Regions from separate parts of the Homo sapiens genome. Here regions 1 and 2 are each linked to region 3. Evidence: read pairs that join two places in POLR2A ChIA-PET (ENCODE). Cell type or tissue: IMR-90. All regions are shown on one strand. Region 1 overlaps ARL15 (ARF like GTPase 15). Region 2 has its middle 77 kb from the start of FST. Region 3 has its middle 140 kb from the start of MOCS2-DT.

Region 1 (2,500 bases), 1.0 Mb after region 3:
AGCTGTGACTGTGCCACTGCACTCCAGCCTGGGCAACAGAGTGAGAACCTGTCTCAAAAAGAAATCAACCCATCCTCCCGTTACAGATGGATACTCATGGAGGGACATCAAGTTTTCACATTATTCACGAGCTATGTCTGTCTAGCCCCATTTTTTTAGGGGATCTGAGGCAAGAGATTCATAGAGAAAAATCAAGGTGCTGGGAAAAGAGCAATTACTAATCCTTAAAGAACTACACTCTAAGAGAGTCCACCTTCTCTTGAAAGGAAGTCCTAGATCACAAGCTGATCCTAATTCAACTATAATTCCCATACTGTCCCTAGAATAGCTCCAGAATGTACAAATTCCCCAGGGCACTTAATTCTACCTGGGGCCAAAAAAGTCCCCAATGCAGCTCAACATCCTCTGGAGTAATGGAAAGCCACCAGATCAGAAGGGGAATGGAAGGAGAGGGGCATGAAATGAAAAACAGATTCTCCCTAAGATTCAGTGATCAAGCCAAAGCTGCCAAGAAACATGAAGATCACAGGCCCAAAGCACCCACCCTGAGCCCCTCCAGGCTAAGCTGAGGTGGGGAAACGGGGGCAGTGTCATGGAATGGGGAGAACATGATGCCAGAGGTGGTTGCCTCAGGCTCTGTAAGGAAAACACACATTTTGAAACATGAACAACCATATAGACAAATTCAAAGAAAGGGGCAAGACTGTATTCAGTCTAGACAGCTACTTCAACCCTTGTTGTCCAGTGGAGACACTTTCAATCCAGCCAAGCTATCCTCTTGGCTCTCAATTTAGGACAGAGAGGCCTACGTTGAATGATTAGAGCCTAATAGGGTGCACCTATGATCATTCATCTTGGACCCAGTATTCATCAGGCCTCTAAACAAAGAACAGAACAGCCTGGGGTCAACCATGGGCACTCACCCATTTGAATAGGCAGGACTCACTCACCCCACATACACACACATACTCATATATGCACACACACACATACTGATATATGCACACACATATAAACTTAACCTTGGGGTTGGCTGCTGTCAAACAGTTCTGTCATCCATTCCTGATGACTCACACCAGAGAAATAGATATATAAGTAAACTGGAAAACTACAAATCACCCCTAAATCATTTCTTTCCAGGAATGAGGATGTGATTTTTCAGCAACTCAACATTTCTATTAGCTTATTTATCCCACACATCTTCTCCTTCCCAATACTGAAACTAGTTGAAATTCCCTGAAGTGACGGCAAGTGAAAGAAACAGGTTAGAGATGAGTGGAAAAAAGAAACAGTCCAGGATTTTAACAGATTTTCATGGTTGGGAGGTCATCAACATTCAGACACCCAAAAATCAACAATATCTATAGACCCCTACACTGCAGGGGAGGTAAATGACTACAATAACTCTTCTGTATCTCAGAGAACATACAGGCATAAAGAATGGCCAAGTAATGTGCTATCTGACAAATAGGACAATCAGCAGTATACAACATTATCACATGGTCTTACAACATCACAGCAAAATTATAACATTGCTTTACAATGAGCAAAAATCCTTTTCGTTCCTGGCCAGCAACTTGATTGTAATACAGATACCCAATATTTTAAGAATCATGGAAGAGGATGCCTACCCAAAACACTTAGAATTTCCACTACTTTTAGTGGTACAACTGATTCTGTGAATACAGACAAACAGGAATGCAGGAAATGCTAGAATTCATTCGTCAACCTGAAATAATTTCCCCCAAATAAACCCTGAATGTGTTAGAATTCAAGAGTGATGCAAACCATTGTCTAAGCCCATAGTCTCAGAGGAAAGCACATTTATTAAAGCACGTTAATGTTCCCTTGGCCATCCTAGCGTGAGGTATACAGCATGCGCATCTTTAATGGTGCCACTCTGGAATGCACATCCTGCACTCTGCACTCTTCTTTCTTTCCTTGTCCTACTCCTACTCAGAGCCACTCTGAGCTTAAATGCAAACCAGCTTCTCTGTACTAGCAGAAAAGGAAGAACCAGGGTAGATGGGATGAAAGTGTGATTCCTTCAACCATTATCATAACAATTACATAGGTACTAAGTCACCACTCTATTTGACATTACAGATTCATTAAAATGAATTCCATAATTCCAAATCGTTTTCTTTTGATATGTCTATGCTGTTCAGAGTCTGGTCTGTCACTTTTGGTACCTCAGGAACTAATTCAAGAGTTGAACAAGTCCTAGAAGCTCCATTCATATTAACCCAACTCAAAGACCACAATGCTCCAAGTAGAAATAAATCCCAAGAGACCACAGGGTTCTAGTTAGGCTGATTTACCACTTAACAAAGAAATAAAAGTCCTACTGGTTTCAACCCTGATTTGAAAAAATTCTTTATATAATGCATATTTTTCCTATCTCAAGAGGGCAGAGTGCTCTAAACAGGATGAAACTCTCTGACAATGACTCAAGGGGCATTCTTCTGAACACAGAATCACAGACATCTTCCACGCTACA
Region 2 (2,500 bases), 150 kb after region 3:
CAGCTAAGGACTACGTTTTCCGGTCTTCTCTACAACTAGGTAAGACCATATAAATTGAGTTCTAGCCTATGAACTCAAGATTTCCACTCATGCCATGGAAATGTTACATGCCATGTCCAGTTCTGGTCCATAAAATTCTTTTCTCTGGCTTATTTTCCCTAGTAGGAAATCCCTGTTGGGAAAACCTTGGTGCATCCATATACTGAAGTTAGCAAGACCTCTATCAACCTAGATTTCTAAATGACTGTGTGGAGAAAAGCTACTGCCCACATTTTCCCCTGCCTACCACTGGTATATGGACAAGAAATAAACTTGTATTATATTTGAACCTATATACTTTGGGGTCTATTTGTTAAAGCAATTTGCCCTGATGCAAAGTCTTTTTGGAAACTTTAGTAAAGCTCACTGGATTATTTTTTCCAAATCCTAGGTTTGATAGACCATAAAATTTCTGTGACTATCCCTGTACATAGAGGAGACTAATTTTTCCACTCCGTGGAATGTCATTGAAAACATTCTTCCTCAAATAGTTTGTTCTATGAAACAGGGAACAGAGCAGTTTTGTATCATATCTATTCTGCCAATGAGTCAAAGAAAATGGCCAGGGAAAATGTCAATTAATTCTTGTAGCCTAAAAAAAGAAGAGATGTCACATCTTTTCTCTTTAATTCTACATCAGTATCTTTACCAAGGCCTGTATGAAATGGCTTATAATAAACCATGAGAGCCTCTGAACAGAGTGCAATAACCAAAAATGATGATGGGGCTTAGCAACATTTCATTCAGAAATACAGTGGTTTCCTGAAAACCCCAGCTTCAGAATTTTGTGGTTCGGAAACCAAAGACAAGGCTTGTTTTGTAAGAATGACTTGTTTTTAAAACAAAAAGAAATACTGAGTAGTTTATTGAGTGTCCCACTACCCAAGCCTCCTGCTTCGTAAAACAATGCCAAGGAATTCCAGTGGTCTGGTGCGCATGTGTCTTGGAAGTTGCTTTATGCTTACAGGCACATGAGACTTTGTCTGATTGGACCAAATTGCTCTAGTCATAACCTTGGAAAATCATCCCAGGGACATCTTAACTCTATCCCCAGAACATCTGAGAATATCTTGAAAAATTAATAATGAATCATGGGGCAGAAATTTGATAAGTACTTATGACATGGGCATTAATGTCAAATGATTTTTATCATGATTAATTTTACTATAATAAATACTAAGGGAACAAGAAATGATTTAGGCCATCATTTTAGGCCATCACTTACATAGGCCAAGGTACCCAAAGTGTAAATCTTTAACGAATATAGTAGTTTGTTGTGATGCCACTAAGATGTAAAGTGTCACTTATCTCCATGTGACTCCATTTGGCATTCCAACAGTTCCACTGTTTATAGTTCAGAGCTATCTAATCATGTGGTGGGGTACATTCCATAGCTCCCTCTGACAGAATAATTCCAGTGTGTCATTTCATAGGAATACTGAACTAGACCCTAACTTGGCTAACAGTTGGGTACTCCAAATTCCCAACGGATTGTTTTTGATGGGAATCTGGCCCCAAATACTCTGAAATGCTCACACTTAACCTCTACAACTAACCCAAGAACTATCTATCCCAGATTTTGTGTTTGGTCCAGTAGGTCGTCCTGGGCTGACAAATGTAAAAATACTCTGATGAAGAAAAATGGATTTGATCAAAATTCAGGACTACAACTTCAGGCTAATGATCATCACCAAAAGGCTTGTTCTTGTGCCTCAGGGCCACTACACCTCCATGACTGTAGAGATTGCCAGGGTCCACAGAAAGGACTTCATACAGGATCTTTATATACATAAACACACACACACACACACAGTTCTCTGAAATGCCTGTAGTACTGAAGTCACAAACTTCAACTGTCTTAAAAACAGACTACATCTCTCTCCACTAGAATTTTTAGAGGTATGAACAAATGAGAGTTTCACCATATAAAGTTGCTTTATGACATATTTTAAATTAAGCATAGATTTCTCATCTTATGAAGGTAACATATGTTTATTATAAATCTAGAAAATATGAGTAAGCAAAGAGATAAATTCATAATTGTACAACCTATAGATAACAACTATTAATATTTTTGATGTTTATTCTTCTAGCTCTTCATTATTCAACATTGTAGCTACTATCTATATGAGGCTATTGAGCCCTTGAAATAAGCTTTTTTTTTTTTTTTTTTTTGATGGAGTCTCACTCTGTAGCCAAGGCTGGAGTGCAGTGGCACAATCTCGGCTCACTGCAACCTCCACCTCCTGGATTCAAGTGATTCTCCTGCCTCAGCCTCCCGAGTAGCTGGGTTTACAGTTGTGCACCACCATGCCTGGCTAATTTTTGTATTTTTGGTAGAGATGAGGTTTCGCCATGTTGGCCAAGCTGGTCTCGAACTCCTGAACTCAGGTGATCTGTTCATGAACCACCATGCCCGGCCAAAATGCAGCTATTTTGAGTTGAAATGTACTCTAATGGT
Region 3 (2,500 bases):
TATATTCAAGCAACACCCCATGGCACAGTTGATGGAATAGTTCATTTGCCAGGAAATATTAAGTTTTATTAATAAACTGTGGAAAGTCAGAATTTGAGCTAATATCTGCCCTACTACAGAATCTGACAGGGTCCTATGCTCTGCAGCATTTTATCCATCCAAAAGAGTCCTACCATTTCCAGTAGCAAGGTGCATTGACTCTATTTCCATCTTAAATCTGAAACCATTTCAGCCAGCTCTCTCCAGACTTCTGGCAATTATGTCTTATAAATTTCCCTGCTTAAGACTGGCTACATAATCTGTTGGTCCCAGTGAAAAATGAAAACCCAAGGCGCCTTGGTCAAAAAACAGGAAAAAGTTGCCATTAAAAGTACTAAAATATCAAGCTTTTTCCTTTCTTCTAGTGATCCCTCTCTGTCATGTTTTTTATTTGCTATCTAATGCCATCCTAAGTCAAGAAAAATTAAAATTTTAAGTTAATAACATAAATTTTACCGTTCACCTTCATATTGTGCCATGCCAATTTTAAATGTAAATATAAGAGCATTTAACTGGTAGGAGATCTCCAAAATTTCCCAGTTCATATTTACTGGCTCAACCCTGCAGGCCCTCTGAGCTGACCAGAAAGGGAAAATGCATATCAAACTCAGGAAGGTTGGAAGCAAGAAGAGAGAACTCCCCAAAACACAGAACCAATCCCTGGAGCAGTCCAAGCCACAGGTATACTTGCCAGAGAGAGTAGACGTCCTCCACCCTACTTCCACCCCTCACTACAAAGCCCTGGCTGGGGACCCAGTCCAGAGACATGGGGCATGTAGTGTGCTATCTCAGGTCCCACCAGCCACCCTTGGAGAAGTCGAGTTAGGCATCTCCCCTTCCCACTGGCCCAGCTCAGGGCAGACAGGTGAGTCCAAGAATCTTTAAACCTTTCCACCCAGAATCGCTCAGTCCCTAGATCAGGGTAGGCAATAGGCTGAATGCATGAGGTTCACCAGTGCTGGAAAGGCTGCCACCGGAGCTGCCTCCAGTTGCCACCAGCCTCCCACCCTGTCCTCCTGTATGTCCAGCCCAAGCCTCCCCCATTCTCCCACCCCCACTCCATGTCCCATCATATTTCACCTATACAACGCAAATTCAGGAATAAGATTATTAAGAATTTCAGGACTGCAATAGAAAAACATGAGGTCCTTCTGAGCATGGGCCTTGCACAGTCCTGCTGGCCACAAGCCCCATAAAGCCAGCCCGACCTCTACTTCAAATGAATCAGTCTTGAGGAATGATGTGTCTTTCCTCCAGCCAGGATGTAAATAAACCCTGAGACTCCACATGAACAAGCCTTGCCAAGGAGTCTCACTCAAAGAAACAGTCCTGTAAAATAACCATGAGTAATGAAAAATAATTCTATTATTTGCTTGTGTTATGCAAAGAGAATTTAACTCACAACTCAAAGCAATAATTTTTCAACTCCTAGTCTTCTACTTTACAATTCTCTCTCATCCAAGCTTCTCTATAGTCGTTTATTCTTCTCTTCACTTTCCTCTTTGCAGCAAAATATGTTCTCCCTGACACCAACCCCATAAAGCTTTTGCTCTCTTCCTTCCCCTCTACACTCTCCCTCAGCTGTTGTGTAAATCAACTCAGCCACTTGGTTTTCTTTCATTTTTTCCTCTGCCTTGACTGTTACTAAGGTTCTCTGATCCAAAGGGGAGCCCAGAAACTGATGCAAAGGACAACAATCTTTCCCGCTGACAAGAGTGGGAGCAGGGCACAGACTGCACATACACATTCGGCAATGATATGTGTCCTAAGTACATGTTAATAATTTCATCACACATGTTGACTTCATTTATCCCCTAGAATAGCTCTTGATGCTGTAGCCTCTAAACAGCAGCTCTCTCTCAATGACTAGTAAAAGCCACAAGCGCTAAGTTTAAAGAAAACCTGAGGGCAGAGCTCAGCTATGGCACCTGCTAACTATGTGACACTCTTTGGGTCATTTAATCTGAGCCTTTCATTTCCTCTGTGATGTGTATAAACCAGTATTTGGGGGTAACCCTGGAAGCCTAAGGAATTGACTCTTTCTCAGTCCCATATATTAATTTATATATTAATAAGTAATATTAACTGATCTTAAGAAAATGCATTTCAAGGAAAAGAGGGCGGCCTGAATTAAAGAAAAAATGTCTTTTTGGAAGAGACACTGGGTTAGTAATAGTTCATCAAAGCTTTCTGAACTTAAGTAGAATATCTCCAAACACCACTTCCTATTTTCTATTTTCCAGTTACCTATTTGTGACTAATGGTTTGACTCTCAAACTTTCCGATTAATAGTCTGACTCCCAAATACCTTGATTCCAGGAGAGAGGCCATAACTCCCAAGTACACCGATGATAATTGATGTGTCATATTATGAATTAAAATGTTGGCATTCTGAATTCATTTGTCCCTTCACAAAGGGGATACATTGTGAGAAATGTGTTAGGTGATTTCGTGATTGTGT

The links. ChIA-PET counts read pairs that join two places held together with the same protein. Peaks named below come from ENCODE experiments on the same cell type or tissue, not always from the same donor. Only the 100,000 strongest peaks of a DNase experiment are listed, where the experiment ranks them.
Region 1: POLR2A ChIA-PET joins it to region 3 with 5 read pairs; 1 of 35 experiments calls an interaction of 5 or more read pairs at or near these places.
Region 2: POLR2A ChIA-PET joins it to region 3 with 15 read pairs; 1 of 35 experiments calls an interaction of 5 or more read pairs at or near these places.

Annotation. Positions count from the first base shown.
Region 1 is chr5:54,258,273-54,260,772 of GRCh38, forward strand. All of the region lies in intron 1 of ARL15 (ARF like GTPase 15), which reads right to left. Among named protein-coding and RNA genes, the nearest start is that of ARL15, 51 kb to the right of the region's middle. In IMR-90, no CTCF peak of the experiment used is centred here; a DNase peak (open chromatin) is centred at 1,039.
Region 2 is chr5:53,402,526-53,405,025 of GRCh38, forward strand. No RefSeq gene overlaps it. Among named protein-coding and RNA genes, the nearest start is that of FST, 77 kb to the right of the region's middle. In IMR-90, no CTCF peak of the experiment used is centred here; a DNase peak (open chromatin) is centred at 1,446; H3K27ac peaks cover 1,041 bases.
Region 3 is chr5:53,248,451-53,250,950 of GRCh38, forward strand. No RefSeq gene overlaps it. Among named protein-coding and RNA genes, the nearest start is that of MOCS2-DT, 140 kb to the left of the region's middle. In IMR-90, no CTCF peak of the experiment used is centred here; a DNase peak (open chromatin) is centred at 1,291; H3K27ac peaks cover 1,264 bases.